Regions from separate parts of the Homo sapiens genome. Here region 2 is linked to region 1. A link is a loop called in an ENCODE intact Hi-C map of the cell type or tissue named here. Cell type or tissue: CD4-positive, alpha-beta T cell. All regions are shown on one strand. Links, peaks and the distances in the headings refer to the core of each region. The heading gives the core; the rest is flanking DNA.

Region 1 (11,960 bases), core at 3,372-8,371:
ACAGGAATCACTGTCTCCAATGCCATGCCTGGCAGGTAATGTACATGAGTAAACAGGGTCAGGTGAGGACTGAGGTGAACTGAAAATTCCATGCCCTATTTTATGAGGACAGCTTCTACCTAGTTCTAACAGGCTGTTATCAAGATGAAATGTGAGCCCACAGTTGAATGCCACTAGATATTTAAAGAGAAAAGCTACAAAATTTTTACAATTTCTTTTTTTTTTTTGAGATGGAATCTCGCTCTGTCGCCAGGCTGGAGTGCCGTGGTGCAATCTCGGCTCACTGCAATCTCTGCCTCCTGGGTTCAAGCGATTCTCCTGCCTCAGCCTCCCGAGTAGCTGGGACTACAGGCGCACACCACCACACCCAGCTAATTTTTTGTATTTTTAGTAGAGATGAGGTTTCGCCATGTTGGCCAGGCTGGTCTCGAACTCCTGGCCGCAAGTGATCCGTCCACCTCGGCCTCCCAAAGTACTGGGATTACAGATGTAAGCCACCACGCCCGGCAATTTTTACAATTTCTAATTCAACCCTGTCATTTGTCAGAAGGAGACAGCAAGACAGAGAAAGGAAGTGCTTTTCCTAAGATCATCTGAATAGAAGGTGCAAAGTGTGGCTGGAATCCAGAGATGCCACCTCCTGATCCAGCTCTTTCCTTTCTTCCTCTCTATTCATTATTGATTGACTATCTGGGTTTGTATTTGCTGTGTCACAAGTTATCTAAACATTTAGCATCTTATAATAAGACATATTTATTGTCTCATAGTTTCTGTTTGTCAGAATCAGCCCTTGCTTCAGGGTCTCAGACAAATCGGCATTCAAGATGTCAGCCTATGCTGGGATTTCATGTAAAGACTCTACATGGGAAGAAGCTGTGTCCAGGCTCAGGCGGTTATTGGGAGGATTCAGTTCCCTGAGGGCTGTTAGATTGAGGACCTGAGATCTTTTCTCACTATTGGTCAGAGGCCACCCTCCATTCCTTGCCACCTGGGGCATTCCAGATGGCAACTTACTTCATCGAAGTGTGCAAGCTGAGAAGGCCACAGAGAGAGTCTGCTAGCAAGACGAAAGTCACAATCTTTTGCAACCCAATCGTGGAAATGACATCCCATCCCCTTTGCTCTATTCTATTTGTTAGGAAGTCACTAGGTCCAGCCCACACTCAAGGGCCTACACTACAGGGACATGGGGATAGGGTGGGGACCATGGGGCTGGGCTAGAATTCTGCCTACCACAAGGCCTTTTTTTTGAAAATGGAAAATTCTCAGTTGTGCTTGATCTTTCTCTTCTAAACCAGGAAACCACTTTTCATGGGAGAGGTCAGGGATCTATTAAGACAGAAACAAGAGGGGAGGGGAGGGGAGGGGAGGGGAAGGGAGGAGGGAGGGAGGGGAAGGGAGGAGGGAGGGAGGGAGGGAGGAAGGAAGGAAGGAAGGAAGGAAGGAAGGAAGGAAGGAAGGAAGGAAGGAAGGAAGGAAGGAAAGAAAGAAAGAAAATTGGAAAGGCTCCTCCTCTCCCTCTCCCTCTCCCCACGGTCTCCCTCTCCCCACGGTCTCCCTCTCCCTCTCTTTCCACGGTCTCCCCCTCCCTCTCTTTCCACGGTCTCCCCCTGATGCCGAGCCAAAGCTGGACTGTACTGCTGCCATCTCGGCTCACTGCAACCTCCCTGCCTGATTCTCCTGCCTCAGCCTGCCGAGTGCCTGCGATTGCAGGCGCGCGCCGCCACGACTGCCTGGTTTTCGTATTTTTTTGGTGGAGACGGGGTTTCGCTGTGTTGGCCGGGCTGGTCTCCAGCTCCTAACCGCGAGTGATCCGCCAGCCTCGGCCTCCCGAGGTGCCGGGATGGCAGACGGAGTCGCGTTCACTCAGTGCTCAATGGTGCCCAGGCTGGAGTGCAGTGGCGTGATCTCGGCTACAACCTCCACCTCCCAGCCGCCTGCCTTGGCCCCGCAAAGTGCGGAGATTGCAGCCTCTGCCCGGCGGCCACCCCGTCTGGGAAGTGAGGAGCGTCTCTGCCTGGCCGCCCATCGTCTGGGATGTGAGGAGCCTCTGCCTGGCTGCCCAGTCTGGAAAGTGAGGAGCGTCTCTGCCCGGCCGCCATCCCATCTAGGAAGTGAGGAGTGTCTCTGCCAGGCCGCCCATCGTCTGAGATGTGGGGAGCGCCTCTGCCCTGCCGCCCCGTCTGGGATGTGAGGAGCGTCTCTGCCCGGCCGCCTCGTCTGAGAAGTGAGGAGACCCTCCGCCCGGCAGCCACTCCGTCTGGGAAGTGAGGAGCCCCTCCGCCCGGCAGCCACTCCGTCTGGGAAGTGAGGAGCGTCTCCACCCGGCAGCCACCCCGTCTGGGAGGGAGGTGGGGGTCAGCCCCCCGCCCGGCCAGCCGCCCTGTCCGGGAGGTGAGGGGCGCCTCTGCCCGGCCGCCCCTACTGGGAAGTGAGGAGCCCCTCTGCCCGGCCACCACCCCATCTGGGAGGTGTACTCAACAGCTCATTGAGAACGGGCCATGATGACAATGGTGGTTTTGTGGAATAGAAAGGGGGGAAAGGTGGGGAAAAGATTGAGAAATCGGATGGTTGCCATGTCTGTGTAGAAAGAGGTAGACATGGGAGACTTTTCATTTTGTTCTGTACTAAGAAAAATTCTTCTGCCTTGGGATTCTGTTGATCTGTGACCTTACCCCCAACCCTGTGCTCTCTGAAACATGTGCTGTGTCCACTCAGGGTTGAATGGATTAAGGGTGGTGCAAGATGTGCTTTGTTAAACAGATGCTTGAAGGCAGCATGCTCGTTAAGAGTCATCACCACTCCCTAATCTCAAGTACCCAGGGACACAAACACTGCGGAAGGCCGCAGGGTCCTCTGCCTAGGAAAACCAGAGACCTTTGGTCACTTAACTGCTGACCTTCCCTCCACTATTGTCCTGTGACCCTGCCAAATCCCCCTCTGCGAGAAACACCCAAGAATGATCAATAAAAAAAAAAAAGAGAAAGAAAAAAAAAAAGACAGAAACAAGTGCTGGTATAACTGCAGAAAGAGATAGAGAAGAGAGATCAGTGAGAGCAAGAAGGAAAAAAAATTGCAGCGGATAGTGTGAGGGGAGCAAAAGGAAGCTCCAAGCCAGGACAGCAAAACCCTCTGTTCTCCTTTTCAGATGATTTCACTGTGCTCTCTTTTCTTTCTTTTTTTCTTTCTTTTTTTTTAGATGGAGTCTCACTCTGTCACCCAGGCTGGAGTGCAGTGGCATGATCTCAGCTCACTGCAACCTCTGTCTCCCAGGTTCAAGCGATTCTTCTGCCTCAGCCTTCCGAGTACCTGGGATTACAGGCGTGAGCCACCATGCCTGGCTAATTTTTGTATTTTTTAGTAGAGACAGGGTTTTGCCATGTTGGCCATGCTGGTTTCGAACTCCCGATCTCAGGTGATCTGCCCGCCTTGCCCTTCCAAAGTGCTGGGATTACAGGCGTGAGCCACTGCGCCCGGCCTGTTCTCTTTTCATTTTGTACTTGCCACAGGTGTGAAAAACTGACAGATTGTTCTTAGCAAAGTTCAGACATGGCTTTTGCAGAGATTATTTGCTCTTTTGATGATTACGTATTTCTTCTTCCACTACTGATAGTGTATGTAGTTGTCAAGGGAGAATACCCAGATCAAAACAAAGGAAACTGATTCCTTTGCACATAGGGAGGAAGTTGTAACTGCCCAATGGGTTCTCCTTCCTCATTGCCTAGACAGACCTGATTTATCAAAACGGGAATTTCAATACAGAAAGAGTTTAATTCATGCAGAGCTGGCTGTACAGGAGGCCAGAGTTTTGTTGTTACTCAAATCAGTCTCCCCGAAAACTCAGGGATCGGGGTTTTTACGGATAATTTGGTGGGTAGGAGGTTGAAAGACGGGGAGTGCTGATTGGTCAGGCCGGAGATGAAATCCTAGGGAGTCGAGGGGGTCCTCTTGTACTGAGTCAGTTTCTAGGTAGGAGCCATAGGACCAAATGAGCCAGTCTATCCAGGGCTGTGCTAGCGGATTCACTGAGTACAGGGTCTGAAAATATCTCAAGCACTGATCTTCGCTTTTACAATAGCAGTGTTATCCCCAGAAGCAATTTGGGGAGGTTCAGAACCTCGCAGCCTCCAGCTGCACAGCTTCTAAACCATAATTTTTAATTTTGTAGCTAATTTGTTAGTCCTGCAAAGGCAGTGTAGTCCCAGTCAGGAAGAGGGTTTTTGTTACAGTCTTTCTTTCAAAGTGAAACTATCAACTAAGTTCCTCCCAAAGTTAGTTTGGTATCCACCCAGGAATGAACAAGGACAGCTTGGAGGTTAAAAGCAAGATGGAGTCAGTTAGATCAGATCTTGTTCACTGATACAGTTTTCTCCATTGTAATTTTTGCAAAGGTGGTTTCAAAGTGTGGAAAAATATTAAATGAATAACTGTTAATATTTTTAAAGGGCTGGACAGCCTTGTCCCATTGAATGCTCAGAACAACCCTGTGAGATTGATATTAGTATTGCCCCCATTTTACAGAGGAAGAAATTGAGGCTCAGGGCGATTATGAAACTTGCCTAACTGAGGTCACAGCCAGATGGTGCTGGAGCAGGAATTGCTTCATATTTGTTTTACTCCAATAACCATCACCAGAGCATTACCCAAACTTCATTCACTCATGTATAAACTGTCATAGTTGTTGTCATATCTAATATCGCTTATCCTACTGTCACATATTTGTATCATATATGGGAACATTTTACCACTCTCTCCCTATAACATGCAGTGGTCCAGGCTCTGAACTGCTGAACTGAACTGAGTTCAATTCTGATTCTACCACAAGCTGGACCATCTGGGCAAGCTACTTAACCTCTCTGTGAGCTGCAGTTTTCCCATCTCTAAAATGGAGCACATGGCTCAGTTTGCCGGCTAGTAGAGAGACTAAGTAATATGATAGAAATAAATTACCAGGTACATTGTAGGTGCTCCATAAATACTTTGTTGGAAGGACCCTCAAAAAGTAGAATTTCTATTTAATTAGCTCTTCTAAATGACATATCCATAGTTAACATATTTCCAACACCATCATCAATATTAATGAATTTCTTAGCTTCCCAGGACTTCCCAGAAATGTCCAATTAAGTACTTGTTAAAAATGGAATGAAAATTTAATATCCCATAGTTTGAGGCAATATCAAAAAGCCTTGTTAGTCTATTTGGATCATATCAAGGAAACTAGATAAATATATTTGCTTATATTTGCTATAGTTTTGTGTGTGTGTGTTTGCTTACTTGTGGAAACCATAATGACCAATATTATACCATGGCTGAGAGTGTAGATTTGGAGGTTTTAATTTCTGATCCCTCAGTTCATTGACTTTGTGACACTGATTATCTAATAGTTCTCTGTCTCAATTTCATTAGATAAGTTGGGAAGGCTTTCAGCTGTAAGTAGTAACCACCATAACAAAAAGCCAACAGAGGCTGAAACAAAGAGGTTACAATTTTTCCTCACTTTAAAGGATGCAGAGGTAGCAATGTGCTTCTGTAGCTCAAGAATGTCAGTGCTTTGTGGTTCACCTAGTCTTTCCTTATGGTCACAGGATGCCTAACCCAGTTCACTTTTATGGCAGGGAAAAGAGAAACAAGTAGAACCACTGACATCTAATCATTTGCAAGACAACAAACCCCTGCCCAGAAACTTTCCAGCCGTCTCTTCTGTTCGGGCTTCACTGGCCTGAATTGTGCCATAAGGCCAAGTTGCAAGGGAGCCTGGGAGGGGCTCCAGAGTGGAAGTGGCCGAGGAACAGGGAGCTGTCGTGAGGATGAACTGAGATAATGCTTATAAAGGGCTTGGCACTGTGCCGGACTGTAACAAGCACTTCATACTTACAATGATTGGCATTTTCATAATCGGGCTGTTTGAACTGGAACAGGGAAACTCAGCCCTGATTCCAGTGTTCTGCAGGGAGTGAGTGTTAGACGCAGGGCAAAAACCTGATTTTCTGCCATACTGGATGACAATATTATAACATGACTGAGAGCATAGATTTGGGGGTTTTAATTTCTGATCACTTAATTCACTGACTTTGTGACATTGATTATCTAATAGTTCTCTAATAGCTCCCCTCCATGAGGGGCGGGTTTATGTCTTTCTTGTCAATTAGCCCAGCTCAGTGCCTAAAAGTAGATAAACATATGGTGCTGCTGAATAAATATTTGATAAATGAATACATACGTAAAGATAATTTGATACATTTATTTTTTTTAATTTTTTTATTTCCATAGGTTTTTTTTGGGTAACAGGTGGTGTTTGGTTACATGAGTAAGTTCTCGAGTGGTGATTTGTGAGATTTTGGTGCACCCATCACCAGAGCAGTATACACAGAACCCAGTTTGTATTCTTTTATCCCTCACCCGCTTCCCACCCTCGCTCCCTGAGTCTCCAAAGTCCATTGTGTCATTCTTATGCCTTTGCATCCTCATAGCTTAGCTCCCACTTATGAGTGAGAACATACAATGTTTGGTTTTCCATTCCTGACTTACTTCACTTAGAATAATAGTCTCCAATCTCATCCAGGTTGCTGCAAATGCCATTAATTCATTTCTTTTTATGGCTGAGTAGTATTCTATCATATATATGAGATATATATTGATATACATGATATATAGATATATATGATACATATGATATATATTGATATATGATATATAGATATATATGATACATGGATATATGATATATATTGATATGTATACCACGTATATATGTGTGTGTATATATGTATACATGCCACAGTTTCTTTATCCACTCATTAATTAATGGGCATTTGGGTTGGTTCCACAGTTTTGCAGTTGCGAATTGAGCTGCTATAAACGTGTGTGCATGTATCTTTTTTGTATAATGACTTCTTTTCCTTTTTTTTCTTTGAGACAGAGTCTTGCTCTGTTGCCCAGGCTGGAGTGCAGTGGCTCAATCTCAGCTCACTGCAACCTCCGCCCCAGGTTCAAGCGATTCTCCTGTCTCAGCCTCCCAAGTAGCTGGGATTACAGGTGTCCTATCACCATGCCCGGCTAATTTTGGTATCATGACTTCTTTTCCTCTGGGTAGATACCCAGTAGTGGGATTGCTGGGTCAAGTGGTAGGATAATTTGGTGCATTTCTTAAAGTTTTTACTGTTCACCATTCTCAAAAGCCATTTATTCGTTGTCTATTTAATAAACTTCAGAATATAAGAATCATAAAACTGGAACTTTTGTAAGTATATTAATTATCTCTTGCTGTGTAACAAATTTTCCCTAAACGTACTCGCTTAAAATATGGACATTTAAAAACTTTTTTTTTCTATTTATTAAAATAAAATATTGTCTCAAGGGCCAGCTAGAAAAATAATGGACATTTCTTAGCTCACGGTTTCTGAGGTCAGCAATCCTACAGCAGTTTGGATGGATGGTTCTGGCTCAGGGCCTCTTGTGAATAGTCAAGATGCAGTCAAGATGTTGTTCTGGGCTGTAGGCACCTAAAAGCTTGACTGGAGTTGGATAACATGCTTCTGAGCAGGCTCACGCACGTGGCTGTTGGCTGGAGGCCTCTGTTCCTCACTATGCAGACCTTCCCATAGGGAAGCTTGAGTTCTCATGTCGCAGCAGCTGGGTTCCTAAGAGGAACAGCAAGGAGGAAACTCCAGTGCCTTTTATGATTAGTCTTGGATGTCACCCAGTGTCGCCCCCACAACCTTCTGTTCCTTAGAAACAAGTCTCTGGACTCCGCCTACACTCAAGGGGAAGGGAAATAACCTCTGCCTTTTGGAGACAGGAGTGCCAGAGAATTTGTGGACCTATTTTAAAACCACCTCCAACTGTTTCGTTCAATGATTTCTAGCATCTAAATATGCTTGGCTCATATAGTCAGTGCTTTAATGGAAGTGGTTCCTGTTTATAGGTCTTCAACCTTATACAATTGGGGGCTTCCCAAAAGAAAAAGAACACAAAATTAGTTAGGAAAGTTAACGTTTATTTAGAATAAAAGAAGAAAGTACAACAAATTGTAAAAATTTTAAAGCTGAAAAAAATTACTAATATCATAAAATCCTCCCAAAATAGCATCTTTTAAAAATTAACCAACTGCTTGACTTTTTTTTGAAACACAGTCTTGCTCTGTAGCCCAGGCTGGAGTGCAGTGTCTCGATCTCGGCTCAGTGTAAACTCCGCCTCCCGGGTTCAAGTGATTCTCCTGCCTCAGCCTCCCGAGTAGCTGGGATTACAGGCACCTGCTATGATACTTTTGTCCTGTATGTTTTAGCTACAAACTCTTTAATTATCTTTTAACAATACTGGGTTATTATTTTATAGAGAGTGACTATGAGAAGGAGGATTTAGTCTTTCCTCCATCATGACTGATCAGAATTTTTAATATAATTTAATTTAATTTTAGAGACAGGGTCTCACTCTGTCGCCCAGGCTGGAATGCCATGGAGTGATCATATGCTAACTGCATTGTCAAACTCCTGGGCTCGGGTGATCCTCCTGCCTCAGCCTCTAGAGTAGCTGGGACCACAAGTATTAGCCACCACACTTGACTAATTCAATTTTTTTTTTTTGGTAGAGACGAGATCTTGTTATATTGCGCGTGCTGGTCCTGAACTCCTGGCCTCAAGTGATCCTCCCAAAGTGTTGGGATTGCAGGTGTGAGCCACTGTGCCTGACACGATTGATCAACAAAAATTTTTTTTAATTACTATTGTCAGTTTTGAAAAGTTTCTTTTGGCTTCACCACTTATTACTGGTCAGGTATTGTAAAATTTTAGGATTATTGTGTTAAATTTGAGAAAACATATATCACATTTCTTTCTTACATGACCTCCAAGATTTCAGGGCAATTCGAGTTTTCTTGCGCAGCAATTAATCTTAATGCTCTTTGAAGGATGACACTCATTAACCAGTCTTGTTGTCCCCATCCTCTGTGTAAAGATGGAGCATGTGCTTTATGTTATCTTTGTCGATGCCAATACATCATGTCAAGTCAACAAGAACTTTACTTCATTTTTCTGGGTGATTCTATCATTTACTCCTCTTTAATAATAGGATGATTGGATAACCCAATCGCTTATTCATTACTTTTACTCAAAATTCCGTCTTGTTCTTAATGGTGTGACCTGTGTTCTGTTTCAACAGAGAACTCACTGAGAGTTAAAGGTCAAGGTGCATCAAACATTATGAGAGGCGGCTGGGCACAGGGGCTCACACCTATAATCCCAGCACTTTGGGAAGCTGAGGCAGAGAGATCAGCTGAGGCCAGAAGTTGGAGACCAGCCTGGCCAACATGGTGAAACCCCATCTCTACTAAAAATACAAAAAGTAGCTGGATGTGGTGGCACACACTTATAACCCCAGCTATTTGAGAGGCCGAGGCTGAGAGTTGCTCAAACCCGGCAGAAGGAGGTTGCAGTGAGCTGAGATCATGCCACTGCACTCCAGCATGGGGGACAAAGTGAGACTTTGTCTCAAAAAAAAAAAAAAATTCATGAAAGGCCACCGGATTTGTTGGAAATGCACTAACCGTGACCATCCTGTGTGTTCTCACACACATGCTTGCTGTTTGTGGAACTGCAACACTGAAAGGTACATTTCAGTGTCTGCATATACTGTTTTACTGGAACACAGCTATGCTTATTCTACATGGATGCTTTTGTGTCACGCTGTCTGAGTTCAGTAATTGCATTAGAGGCTACGTGGCCTACAAAACCTAAAGGATTTGCTATTTGGCTCTTTACAAAAAATTTGCTGACCAGCTACCCTCCTATGGCAATAAGTAAAAGATATACTCACCCCTTCGGCCTCACTGAAGCAATGACCATTTTTCAGTCCTGAGTACATACCAACCTGTAGACTGCCTCAAGACTTACCTCCCTGCTATTCCTTCTGCCTGGAACATTCTTCTCTTTCCTAGCTAGTTTTCCTTCTGATCCCATTCATTCTTCAGACAATATCACCTAATAAGAAAAGACTTCTCTGAACGCCTATCTACAACAGGTCCTCCCTGTTCTTCTTTTTTTTTTTTTTTGAGACAGAATCTGTCACCCAGGTTGTAGTGCAGTGGTGTGATCTTGGCTCACTGCAACCTCTTCCTCCCAGGTTCCAGTGATTCTCCTGCCTCAGCCTCCCAAGTAGCTGGGATTACAGGCACTCGCTGCCATGCCCCGGATAATTTCTGTATTTTTATTTTTATTTTTTTTACTTATTTATTTATTTATTTTTTATTGATCATTCTTGGGTGTTTCTCGCAGAGGGGGATTTGGCAGGGTCATAGGACAATAGTGGAGGGAAGGTCAGCAGATAAACAAGTGAACAAAGGTCTCTGGTTTTCCTAGGCAGAGGACCCTGCGGCCTTCCGCAGTGTTTGTGTCCCTGGGTACTTGAGAGATGGGGTTTCACCATGTTGACCAGGCTGGTCTCAAACTCCTGACCTCAAGTGATTTGCTGGACTTGGCCTCCCAAAGTGCTGGGATTACATGTGTGAGCCACTGCGCCTGAACCTTCCTGTTACTCTTCACCATAGTTTCCTGCTCTTTTCCATGATGGTCCTGCCCATGGTTTCTAATGATTGATTGATCTTCTTGTTTAAAGTTGTTGTCCTCTTTACTCTGTAAACTCCCTGTCAATAGAAACTACATGTCTTATCACGATAGGTAAAAAACATGTACTCCGATGTCAGATGGCCTGGATTTGAATCCCGGCTCTGTTACTTATAAGTCATGGAAGCTCGAGTAAGTCATTTCCCCTCTCAGCTTCTCAGTTTTCTCATCTGAGAATGGGCGCAGTCATAGTAACGATTGCATTAAGTTCTGAAGGTTAAATGAGTTGATGCAGATAAACCACTAAGAACAATGCCTGGCTCATCATAAGCGTTAGAGAAGAGTTAGTTATTAATACTCAAAACTGTATCTTCAAGGTCCAGCACAAAAGAGCTGAATGAGTATCCCTTTAACAAGTGAAACTTTTTTTTTCTGAATGAAGCAGTAGTGGAATGAAGGTTTTATCTAGATGAAAAAATAAGTATCTCATATCTCTCTTGCTCTTTAATCATATGCTGCTGTACTGAAACACTATGGGCGTCTAATTTCATTTATCACATGAAAGGCAATGATTCACCTTGACTTACAAAACAAAGTCGAATCAGTAATGCAAGAGTTTGAATTATTTTTTAAAATTAATCCCCCCTCCCCCCAAGACTCCCCCAGGATCTGTATTAGTATGCCATGGCCAGAGTAAAACCTATAAATATTATGAGGCCTACATTACTCAGCTGTTGCCACAATAATGCAAAAAATCACTCCAAGACTCAGTGGCTTAAAATGGTAATTATTTATTCTCACATAAACATTTGCAAATTAGCTGGGGTTTAGATGACCTGGGGTGGTCCGGGCTGGGCTTCAAGTTATGGGCTGAGTCCAAGTTTGCTCCAGGTGTCTTCCATCTTCCTTGGACGCAGGCATGTGTATGCATCTCAAGGCAATGTTGGAAGTGCAGGAGAGCCAGGCCCACTGTGCAAATCCACAGTGACCTTGATGGCATCATGCTTGCTAACATCTTACTGGCCAATAGTCACATGGCCAAGTCCAACATCCCTAAGTCAGGGAAGGGTATTCCTCCAAAGTGTGGAGGAGTAAAAATTTTCTGAACACAAATCCGAACTATCCCAAGACCTGTACCCAAATAAAAATGAAAACAAAACTCAACTAAAACTTAAAACTGTGTCTTCCAAGGGACAAAAAAATCTGTATGTTGAAACTTAAATTAACTTTCCTGAATTTTCTTGTTGCATCATTTGGCCAGTAAGGCAGGAGCACGGTGTTCTCTCTGCTTTTCTGGTCCTTGAAGCATGTGCTTCGTCTGCATAATGGACCAATCAGAGCTGTTTATGTTTCTGTCCTAGCACCGCCCCCATGCAGCAGATATTTGATAAAGTTGGTGGAAGG
Region 2 (11,960 bases), core at 2,950-7,949, 120 kb before region 1:
AATTATTATCTCTCCGTTTTCCAGATGATGAAACTGAGACACAGAGAGGTAGACAAGTTACCCAAGGTCACATGCTAGTATGTCGGAGAGCTGTGCTTAAACCCCGGCGGTCTGGCTGCAGTTTATGCTCTTAATCATCAGCCTATGGTATTTCCTTTAGCCTTAGGAATTGATGTGAGACTAACCAGGTATTTAGCAATGCACAGCTCTAAATAGCCTCTCCAGTATTTCAAACCACGGCAGGGCAGGTTCCTTTACAAGATAGTCAAACAGGACATAAGTGTATTACTCTGCTATTTATATACCTCCATGGCTCTAGAAGGCAAACAAAGACTCCTGAAATTTAATAATCTCCTCCAGAAACTTAGCTTCAGCAACACACACACACATTCTCTCTCTCTGTGTCTCTCTCTCTCTCTCTCTCTGTCTCTCTCCAAAAGCCCCAAACCTTCAAGCTCCCAAATAATCAATGATGACCACTCTCAGTGCTGGACTGAACGATAATATTACAGTCACTTCTTATTCAGAGGTAGTGCTCAACTTCCCCATTATTTATTGATTTTCCCCCAAAGTTATCAAGTTCTAAAGCCTAATTATTGGTGTAATAGCTGAGATGTTAAGAGAATTGTAAGCCCCTTTAGCTAATGCATGGCATATGTTGAAGGGATTCAGCTAATTCACATATCTGTCTGCACTATTAATAGAGAAGGTTACATGCCAATTATCCAGGCTTCAATCAGCCTGTTTGGATACAATAGAGGCAGTGTTCACACACTTGATGTGCCACATTCCTTCCCGACATCAGAAGCAGCTGGTCCAGATAAAGACCGCTGGGGTTTTGATATTTAGGAATCACGTCCACGGAAGAGCTGGAGTTGAGACTTGATTGCTTCATGGACAAATTCCCTGCAGGTATCTTTAACCTGGACTCTTTTGAAAAATGCCTAGTAGGTTTGCAGTTCACTGGGCTTTACACTTTTCCTGCTCAGACTTGTTGGGTGGGTGGGTGGGTGGAGGTGCTGAGGAAGAGGAGAAAGACAAAGGAGCAAATAGCTCCAAGGACAAAGCAGGGAATAATAGGAACGGGCAAATGGATTCCAATAAAATAAAGAACCCGCACACATTCTTGTGCCCAGTTTTAGAACCAAACAGGCTAAGACATTTTCCTCCTAAGAGCTCAACTTCGTGTGTTGAAAAATAGGTGGATGGATAAATATCTCTGTATATTTCACCTGCATTCTTTTCTTTTTATTTTTTTCCCCTTTCATTTCTTTTTTTCCTCTGATTCAGAAGCTGGACTGGAAGTGTTGTAATATCATCAGAAAATGCTGCTTCCGGTGGTATTTTTAACCAGGAACAGAAGCTGAAGTGTCTGAAACCACCGGAGAAAGCCCCTGCTCTCCTGAGAGCTGTTCTCTAATTTTGCTGGCAGAGAGCATTGGATCAGTGATCAGAAAGTTAAAATGGCAGATGTTGGGGCTTCTAGGGGGAGGGGAGGCAGATACCTGATACTCTCCGGCATTTGTTTTTTTATCCTTCCCCTTACCTTCCTTTCTCGGATCACAATATCCTTCCCCTTACCTTCCTTTCTCAGATCACAAAACAGAGCTGGCGTCCACTTTTCTAAGGTCACACAGCCAAATGCTGGCACAACAGTAAACAAACAAACAAACAAAAAACAACCATCCCCAGGACCTGCCTCTCAGGCTGCATCCTGACCCTCCTGACATTTCTCAAATACAGCAGCAGACCTCAATACTTTTTACAAAAATCACCAAAAGCTAATCAACAACAGGCAGATAGCCCATGTCAGCCGTTGTTTCATGTGCTATTTCAGCTCCGTGTGTATTTTTTCACCCTCCCAGATGAAAATACAGTAATTAACTCCATACAGAGGGGGGATGGAGGGAGGAAACTCCCTTTTTTTTTTCCCTTCCCCTAGACTTGAAAAGAAATTCTGGCAGATAATTTGGCTGAACATGAAAAGGGAGAGGCTGCTTACAGCCGCCCAGATAAAGTGCTAGGTTGGTGAGGCTTTGCGGGCTAAGTTGGTTATTTCACGCCATGAAAAGCAGACATTTATCTGTTCCCATGGAGATGTGATTTCTACTAGTCAATCAGGCACTGGGGAGGTCAGACAATAGCCAGTGGTTCCCTTTTTCATCTCAAGAGACAGTCCATTCCTGTTCTATTGTAACATTTCACCTACATTTAAAGGAATCTAAATGATCTCTCCGAAATACCTGCAGACGCAGCCATTATATTTTCAAGTGATCAAAATTAGCAGACATTCCAGCTGCCTCAGAGGTAGACGGGGCGTGCCCCCCACCCCCCAGTTTCAGATCATAGGTTGTTCCAGCACCATCCTTATTTGGATAATTTTGGCTTCCACACTTGATCCTTCCCTCCTGAATAAAATAATAAGGTCATAAATTACATGTTAAAATTTGGGGAGTGGGCAGAGGACTTCAAACAGAACATCGCGGGAGCAAGAGAACGCTGCCCAGAAGAGAGCAAAGCCCAGAACTACTGCAAGTTTGATAAACTGTAAACTTTGTTCCCGGTCACAGGACTGGGAACCGCCTGAAAACTGCACATGCAGAAATGATTAGGGCTGTTATTTGATCTTCAGTGTTTGCTATCAATCCCAGAAAGCAGATCATGTCTATTTGCCAAATATGTTTATTTCAGTAGGTGAATTGCAGTGTAAGCACCTAGAAACTAGGATTCACATAAGGACTTTGAAAATGATCTCCGAAGTGTCTCTTTTTCCCGCATCATTTTCACACATGCCTAAGGCAGAAGAAAACGTAACGGGGGTGGGGGGCCTTCTTCGAGCTAATTGAGAAGCAAGAGGCTATTTCCATGGGATCCCATTTGAAAACGCTGTCTGAGAGGCTTTTCCAACTCTCAGAGCATATTTGAGACGCAGACTGTCAAATGTGACTTACACAGAAGGCCGTTCACAGGATGGCAGCGTAACAGAAAACAGCAGACAGGCAAGGCCATTAAGTAACTTCATGCTTGTTAATGGGAGTCACTCAAGTGCAGCTCAACTGCGCAAGGCAGGAAAGTAAACACAAATACGACTCCTGGTTTGCCACAAGCCCGGCCTCTGTAGTGAGAGAGCTGTGACTGCGTTTCCAGCTCCTTGAAGGCAGAGAGACTCCTGCCTTTCGGGGCGGGCGGGCTGGAACAAAGACACCAACGGGGCCACCTCGGAAAGTCTTTTTGAGCAGTTTCAGCAAATAGCATTTAAGGGAAGGGAAAAAAACTCCAATGTACTCAATAAGGTACAGTATAATATCCCATTATTGAGGAGCCAAAAAGCAGGGATTTACCGCAAACGTTTTTGGGAGCTCGATTTCTCTGGAAAGACAGGGCACGCATTTCTCATGTATCGTGGGCCAGTATTTGACCATTTCCTGTGACCATTTCTTTACATAATTTTCTCAGTTTAGTTTTTAAAAATTAAAATAGAAGTCATACCTAATCTCTTTAAAACGTTCAAACAGTATAAAATTAAGGTAAAGGAGTTGAAGTTCCTCATTCCTTTTGCTCACTCCCACGCAGCTCATGATCTCACCAGAGATAGCTAATAACTACTTTTTAACAGTGTGAAACATATTTTCCAGACGTTTTCCATAAAATGCACATATACAAATACACATGCTTTGTTTTAAATACACCACTGGTATCATATTTATAGACACTGTTATACAACTTGCTTTTTTCACTTTGAGTATCGATCATGGACAATTTCCAATGTAGGTATTTTTCTAGTGAGCTATAAATTTTGGGGAACCATGTCATACATGCTCCTGGGGAAAATTCAAATTATAGGGCTTGTGGGGAAGGGTGGGTCTCCCTCCTCCCCCGCAGACAATGACTATTAGCAGTTTGTAGTGTCTCATGCCAGAAATAGTCCACGCATAGATCAGCATATATGCATATCGAACGCTCACACCTTTCTTTGTCTTTACACAAGTATCTTTCAGCTTGCATTTTCCACTTAAATCTCTTGGACAGCACTCTGTGTTAGAAAAACTTGATGTTTTAAGTGGTGGCATAGTATTTCTTTAAATGGTATTCCTTAATGTATTTCACTTGCCCTTTTTCACAGACTTTTTGGTGGCTTTCAGTGTTTGCTTCTACAAACAGTGCTACAATAAGTAGTCTGGTGTGTACCCAGTGATTCTCTGCTCAAACACACTCACTCCTTTCTGAAAGCGACTCCTATTACACCACACCTGTCCTAAAGTTGCTGTAATCCAAAGAAAAATGGATCGAATTAACTTTTTTTTTAAAACGAGGGTTTTAAGCAGAACATTATTAACCCATTAAAAATCTGTGATAATAAACTCGTGCCCTTTCCTGTGGTTTTTAGTCTCTCCTTCAGCTTGAGAGTAAGAGATTCATGAAAATGAAAAGAAAAAGTCTATCCCATCCTCACCTCCTCATCCCCTATCAGCCATGTCAAGATCACTACATAGCATCCCATGCCTGCTTATTACAAATGCATACTTCACACTGAGTAATTCCTTTCCATCTACTCCTTTCATCTTGGGCTCAGAGAAAGATCGCAGCTCACGCTTACAACTTAGGTGCAGACTTCTGCTCTTTTTTTGTGTGCAGGAGTAAAGCCACTGGGGATTTAGAACAAAGTGTGTCCTTGGAAAGAAGTGGGTAGAATTTTGTGTGTGCAGTAGGTGGGGGAGGGAACCCCCTCCCGAGGGAGGAGTTCGATTTCATTATACAGTTGGAAACCCGGTGAAATCATGTATACGACTGGATCTTTTCGCTCAGCGAGTGAGGTCTTTTTGTTCTTTGTCTTGCAGTGTGTACAGCAAATTTCTGTTGTGCCTGGGAAGAAGGAAATTTGAGTTAAAGAGGAGGCCCGCTCCATATGCCTTGTCACAAGTACACTCACTGAAACATTAATTCACGAAGAGATTGCAACAAGACCAAAACGAAAGAGGAACAGGGCCTGACAATGTTCAGAGAAGGAAAACCGAAGAAGTAACCATCCCCAAGTTAAAAATGACGTGGGGATGAAAAAATAGGTTGCCTGTTGTATTTGTCATTGAAATGCACAATCTTGTTTACTGTTTATCTTGAGACTCTGGGAGCTCTCCTGCTGCTTAGGAAAAAAGAGGCAAAGGTTTAGGAAGAAATGCTAGTCATAAGAAAGAGAGGCATTAGAAACCCTAGAGAGAATGGGAGGTGTAAATAGTATGTGGGCATTTGGCAATCACCACAAAGAAATGGGAGACAAAGGCAAGTGTCTGATGCCAGAAATCCTAAAAACTTGAGTGGAAAACCCAGACACAATAAAAATGTCCAAAAGAAAAAAAAGGCAAAATCCCATGAGATCTTTTTTTTTCTCTGTGATGTTACCTAATGGAGAAAATAAAGGTGGGTTTTGCCACAGTGATCATGGTGCCGTATCCTAAAGGAAGTAGCTTCATGATAAGCCTTCAGAGGCTCTCTCCAGGCCAGCCCCAGCCTTAGGACAAAATGGGACAATCTTGGGGGACAATTTCTTTCTCCAAAAAGGGGATGAGATTGGGCAGAAGAAACACTTGCAGGGCAGAGTTATTATCTCTCTCCCCGAAGAGTTTAATCAATTGTGGTCATTTACAGATCTCTGTCGTTGTCCTTTTCTCTCTCCCTCTTTCTTTTTCTTTCTTTCTTTCTTTCTTTCTTTCTTTCTTTCTTTCTTTCTTTCTTTTTCTTTCTTCTTTCTTTCTTTTTCTTTCTCTCTCTTTCTTTTTTTCTTTTCTTCTTTCTTTCTGATGACTTTGCCTTGAAAGGAATTGCTTAGGAAAGAGGGAAAAGGCATTTTTAGTCAAAAGCTAAGCTAAGATCAAATTAAATCGGGCAATGGAAACCTCCTCTGGAGGCTGTGCAGTAGAGTGTGACACCTCCTAATTTCATGACTTGGGCAGATTGCTTCATTTTCCTACTGTAAAAAAAAGGAAAACGATAATAACAGGTAATGTTTATTGAACTCCTACATGGAATAAGTATTTTATACACAGATCCATTTCACCCTCTGAATCTAATGAGGTAGTATAATTATTATCTCCGTTTTATAGATGAGTGGAGGCTCAGATCACCCAGCTAGAAAATGGAGATAGAATATAATTCTAGATCAGGGGTTAGCAATGACCGCCTGAGGGCCAAATTCTGCTCAGTATGTGTTTTTGTAAATAAAGTTTTATTGGAACCTAGACTTATTTGCTTATATATGGCCTGTGGCTGTTTTTCAGCTGTAATAGCAGACACTGTATGACCCATGAAACCCAAAAATTTACTCTTTACAAAAACCTTTACAGATTTTTGATCTAGATTATCCTAGCCCGTGCTCTTAATCTCACATATGTCCTGCTCCAAAAATACCTTTTTTTTTTTTTTTTTTGAGGTGATGTCTCCCTCTGTAGCCCAGGCCGGAGTGCAGTGGTGTGATCTTAGCTCACTGCATCTCCACCTCCCAGGTTCAAGCCATTCTTGTGCCTCAGCCTCCCAAGTAGCTGGGACTACAGGCCTGTACCACCACGCCCGGCTAATTTTTGTCTTTTTGGTAGAGATGGGGTTTCTCCATGTTGGCCAGGCTGGTCTCGAACTCCTGACCTCAAGTGATCCACCAGCCGCGGCCTCCCACAGTGCTGGGATTACAGGTGTGAGCCACCACGCCTGGCTAGAAAAATGCCTCATTTTAAAAATGTGATGCTGACCAGGAAAAACAAAACTAAAATGTCAAAAGTAATAATAGTTATTAGATAACTGAATCTATTAGGGGTCCAGGAAAATTAAAAACAAAACAAAGTTTTTAAAATTTGTGTTCCCCCTTTCTCCTTTTTTTCCGCCAAAACTTGAAAATGTTTATATCCTGAATTTACAACAAAGGAAAAACCTTTTCTGCCTCATCAGCTTTATTGAAACTACATATAAATGCTTATCTAAAAACCAAAAGTATATGCTAGGGAAATTTCCAAAATAATGAAAAAAATGGTTTTCCAGAAGACAAACATTATTTTTCATATATATTATTTTATTTATTTATTTATTCCGATAAGCATTTTGCACTTATTTATTTATTTATTGACACAGGGTCTCACTCTGTTGCCCAGGCTGGAGTGCAGTGGCAAAATCATGGCTCACTACAGCCTCGACCTCCTGGGCTTAAGTGATCCTCCTGCCTCAGCCTCTGGAGTAGCTGGGACTACAGACATGCACATCACCCCACCTCACATATATGTTATTGGCAAAATTGCAAGTAGAATACATTGTTAAAGTAAGAAGCTTCCATGTTTGAATGTGATATTTACAGATAGGTAAACTGGGGATTGGCTCTTGGAAATTGATTCGTGTTGCCATGTGAGCTAAATTGCTGTTTTCAGTGTTCTAATATGGCTTAATTTTTCATGGGTTTCCAGGATCGATGAATGTAGCCACATAACATATCCAGGTTTTAAAAATGTTAGTGAACAAGATTAATAATAGTATCTTCTGTCTGGGCACACTGGCTCACGCCTGTAATCCTAGCACTTTGGCGGCTGAGATGGGAGGATTTCTTGAGGCCAGGAGTTCGAGACCAGCCTGGTCAATAGAGTGAGACTCCTTCTCTATTTATAAAAAGAAAATTTAAGGCCGGGCATGGTGGCTCACACCTATTATCCCAGCACTTTGGGAGGCCGGGGCAGGCAGATCACTTGAGGTCAGGAGTTTGAGACCAGCCTGGCCAACATGGCAAAACCTGTCTCTACTAAAATATAAAAATTAGCTGGGCATGGGGTGGCACATGCCTGTGATCCCAGCTACTTGGGAGGTTGAGGCGGGAGAATCGCTTGAACCCAGGTGGTGGAGGTTGCAGTGAGCCAAGATCGTGCCATTGCACTCCAGCCTGGGCGACAAGAGTGAGACTCTGTCTCGAAAATAAAAAATAAAATATAAAATATAAAAATAAAAATAAATAATATCTTCTGTGTTTCCAAAATTCCAGGCCCCTTGCTCTGAGTTCTGAATATTCTATGCCAAGCCTTCCTGATAACTCTATAAGGCAGATGTCATTTTCATTTTCTAGATAAGAACGAGGCCCAGGTACACCAGGTGCCTCATCTAATACATGGCTGAATGACCTCAAATCCCATACTTTTTTTTTCCTCTAAGAGGAGGCCTGTGTTCGATTGTTCGTCTTTTCATTCAGGCAAATTCTTACCTACTTCAGAGCATACCAGGTGCCAGGCACTGCCCTGTGTTCTGGGAATCCGGGAGTGAACAAGACAGATAGTAACTCAGTTGTAGTCAATGAACAGGATATTTTCAGGTGAAGAGGAGGAATGCTAGGAAGGAAACGACACGGGATAGAAGAGACAGAAAGTGATCAAAGTTGGGTGCAGCAATAGGGGCCGCAGAGGCTAAGGAAGAGGCTTGAATGATGAACGCAAGCCACGAGGTGAAGATCTAGACCCCTGAAGAGAGTTCCAGGCAGAGGAAACAGCAAAGCCTCCCTCCCTCCCTCCCTCCCTCCCTTCCCTCCCTCCCTCTCTCCCTCCCTCTCTCTCTCCCTCCCCCTTCCCGCCTGCCTGCCTGCCTTTCTTCCTTCCTTTTTTTGAGACAGGATCTCTCTCTGTCACCCAGGTGGGAATACAGTGGCGCGATCATGGCTCACTGCATCCTCAATCTCCCAGGCTCAGGTGATCCTCCCACCTCAGCCTCCCAAGTAGCTGGGACTACAGGCACGTGCCACCATTCCCCACTACTTTTTGTATTTTTTTGTAGAGATGAGTTTTTGCCATGTTGCCCATGCTGGAGCCACATTTCTTGAAGTGGGAGACATCGTGGTATGTTGAGAAAATATGTTGATTCTTTATGACTTTTCCCAATTCAGGAGTCACTTAACCCTTGTCCAAGCTTGAGGGTCTTAGGTGCTGCTTTCTTTTTTTATTTTTAAACTTTCTATTATTGTTATTTTTGAGACAGTCTTGCTCTGTCGCCCAGGCTGGAGTGCAGTGGCGCGATCTCAGCTCACGGCAAACTCTACCTCCCGGGTTCAAGTGATTCTCAGCTTCCCTGAGTACCTGGGACTACAGGCATGCGTTAGGTGCTGCTTTCTAAGTGCCAAGGTTACCTGAGGGTTTGTCCTCAGGTCTATGAAATGTGGCTCTGATTTCCTAACATCTTTCTTTCTCTTTCCCTTTGTCAGACAGGGGAGCAAGGTGTTCCTCATTCATTTGTGATTGGAAACAGTAAGTTACCAGTCACTGAGTACATGCTGTGTATTGTGCTAACTGCTTAGTTGTATTACCTTATTTAATCTGCAAACAACCCAATGGAATATTGTGGAATAGTAGTCTTAAAACAGAAGCATGCCCCCTCTATCTTCCTTTCTCCGCCATCGTGGTGTGCGCTTGACTCTGCTTCTTGCCATGTCTTCTCACAAGACTTTCAGGATTAAGCGATTCCTGCCAAGAAACAAAAGCAGGCTGGGCGCAGTGGCTCACGCCTGTAATCCCAACACTTTGGGAGACTGAGGTGGGTGGATCATGGGGTCAGGAGTTCAAGACCAGCCTGGCCAATATGGTGAAACCCTGTCTCTACTAAAAATACAAAAATTAGCTGGGCATGGTGGTGCATGCCTGTAATCCCAGCTACTTGGAGGCTAAGGCAGGATAGTTGCTTGAACCGGGACCCGGGAGGTGGAGGTTGCAGTGAGTCGAGATTGCGCCACTGCACTCCAGCCTGGGCTACAGAGCAAGACTCCGTCTCAAAAAAAAAAAAAAGGAACAAAAGCGAAATCGTTCCAATCCCCAGTGGATTCAGATGAAAACTGGTAATAAAATCAGGTACAGGTCAGGCATGGTGGCTCACGTCTGTAATCTGAGGTCAGGAGTTCAAGACCAGCCTGGCCAACATGGTGAACCCTCATCTCTACTAAAAATACAAAAAAATGGCCAGGCATGATGGCTCACACCTGTAATCCCAGCACTTTGGGAGACCAAGTCGGGTGGATCACAAGGTCAAGAGATTGAGACCATCCTGGCCAACATGGTGAAACCCCATCTCTACTAAAAATACAAAAATTAGCCGGGTGTGGTGGCACGTGCCTGTAATCTCAGCTACTCAGGAGGCTGAGGCAGGAGAATAGCTTGAACCCGGGAGGCGGAGGTTGTGGTAAGCCGGGATTACGCCACTGCACTCCAGCCTGGCAACAGAGTGAGACTCCATCTCAAAAACAAACAAACAAACAAACAAACAAACAAAAAAATTAGCCAGGTATGGTGGCATGCTCCTGTAATCCCAGCTACTCGGGAGGCTGAGGCAGGAGAATCACTTGAACCCAGAGGGTGGATGTTGCAGTGAGCCGAGATCGCGCCATTGCACTCTGGCCTGGGCTACAAGAGTGAGACTCTGCTTCAAAAAAAAAAAAATCAGGTACAACTCTGAAAGGTGACATTGGAGAAGAACCTTATAGACATTGGGTCTATAAGGAATTGCACACGAGATAGCATATATTTATGCTGTATCAAGGTCATGATGATCTTACCATATCAAGCTGAAAATGTCACCACTATTTGAACCATCGGACATGTTTTATTGGGAATGTATTTTTTCTGTTTGTATGCTCTGAGCTAGCAGGCTGGGTTCAGTAATAAATATGTGAGAAATTTTGTTTGAAAAAAACAAAAAACAGGAGCATGCTGTACTGATTTAAGAGGATTAATTTCTAGAATCTACATGTTCATGCTTATATTTACTTATTCCGATTCCATGTGGGTCTGGGTGGGACACGAGGATCTGCATTTTTAACTAGCTTTTGGGGGATGCCAATGCTTCTGTTTTATAGAACACACTTTGATTAGCATCATTCTATACCAGAAGTTGACAAACTTTCTCTATAAAGGGCCAAATAGTTAATATTTTCAGTTTTGTAGGCCCTGAAATCTTTGTTACAAGTACTCAATTCTGCTATTGCAGCAGGCAGAAACATGTAAATGGATGGATGTGGCTGTGTTCTAATAAAACTTTATGTATTTTTTATTTTTTGTTGAGACGGAGTCTCGCTCTGTGGCCCAGGCTGCAGTGCAGTGGCGCAATCACAGCTCACTGCAAGCTCCGCCTCCCAGGTTGACTCCATTCTCCTGCCTCAGCCTCCCGAGTAGCTGGGACTACAGGCGCCCGCCAGCATGTCTGGCTAATTTTTTTGTATTTTTAGTACAGACGGGGTTTCATCTTGTTAGCCAGGATGGTCTCGATCTCCTAACCTCGTGATCCGCCCGACTTGGCCTCCCAAAGTGCTGGAATTACAGGCGTGAGCCACCGCACCCGGCCAAAAACTTTATTTATAAAAACAGATGGTGGGCCAGATTCCTTGCAGTTGCAGTTTGCTGACTCTTGGCTTAGACCAATCATGGTTCATCTCCTGGACTCATCTCCTCTGAATATATTGCTGACTAAAGGCTGAACCAGTAGGGATTCTCCTAGTCAAGGAAGACATAGGTGAGGATTCCTGAGAAGCATGTCAATTCCTGTGATCTAAGCCATTGGCATGGAGCAATTCTTAGGTTATTTTTGGTGGAGGTAAGTGTTAGTGATTCCCCCACAACCTAGCTACAGTTTATCATAAAATCAAATCTTGGCTGGGCGCGGTGGCTCACGCCTGTAATCCTAGCACTTTGGGAGGCCGAGGTGGGTGGATCACGAGGTCAGCATTTCGAGACCAGCCTGGCCAACATAGTGAAACCTCTTCTCCACTAAAATTACAAAAATTAGCCAGGCTTGGTGGCGGGCACCTGTAATCCCAGCTACTTGGGAGGCTGAGACAGGAGAATGGCTTGAACCCAGGAGGCGGAGGTTGCAGTGAGCCGAGACCACACCATTGCACTCCAGCCTGGGTGACAGAGTAAGATTCCGTCTCAAAAACTCAATCAATCATTCAATCAAATGTCAGTCCAAAT

Evidence for each region. Peaks named below come from ENCODE experiments on the same cell type or tissue, not always from the same donor. Only the 100,000 strongest peaks of a DNase experiment are listed, where the experiment ranks them.
Region 2: a loop joins it to region 1, with 1.9 times the contacts of the local background. A loop is called at or near these places in 15 of 110 quality-filtered maps.

What each region holds. Positions count from the first base shown.
Region 1 is chr20:53,852,246-53,864,205 of GRCh38, forward strand. It overlaps LOC124904934 (a long non-coding RNA gene), which reads left to right. Exons shown (of 4, transcript XR_007067664.1): 4 at 1-1,460. It overlaps LOC124904935 (a long non-coding RNA gene), which reads right to left. Exons shown (of 2, transcript XR_007067665.1): 2 at 11,332-11,960. Among named protein-coding and RNA genes, the nearest start is that of BCAS1-AS1, 57 kb to the right of the region's middle. In CD4-positive, alpha-beta T cell, for the core only: no CTCF peak of the experiment used is centred there; no DNase peak of the experiment used is centred there.
Region 2 is chr20:53,735,566-53,747,525 of GRCh38, forward strand. It overlaps LOC124904933 (a long non-coding RNA gene), which reads left to right and starts at 1,198. Exons shown (of 2, transcript XR_007067660.1): 1 at 1,198-3,293; 2 at 4,839-6,235. RefSeq lists enhancers at 17-922, 923-1,826, 1,827-2,730 and a silencer at 5,005-5,299. In CD4-positive, alpha-beta T cell, for the core only: no CTCF peak of the experiment used is centred there; a DNase peak (open chromatin) is centred at 4,966; H3K4me3 peaks cover 1,062 bases; H3K27ac peaks cover 858 bases.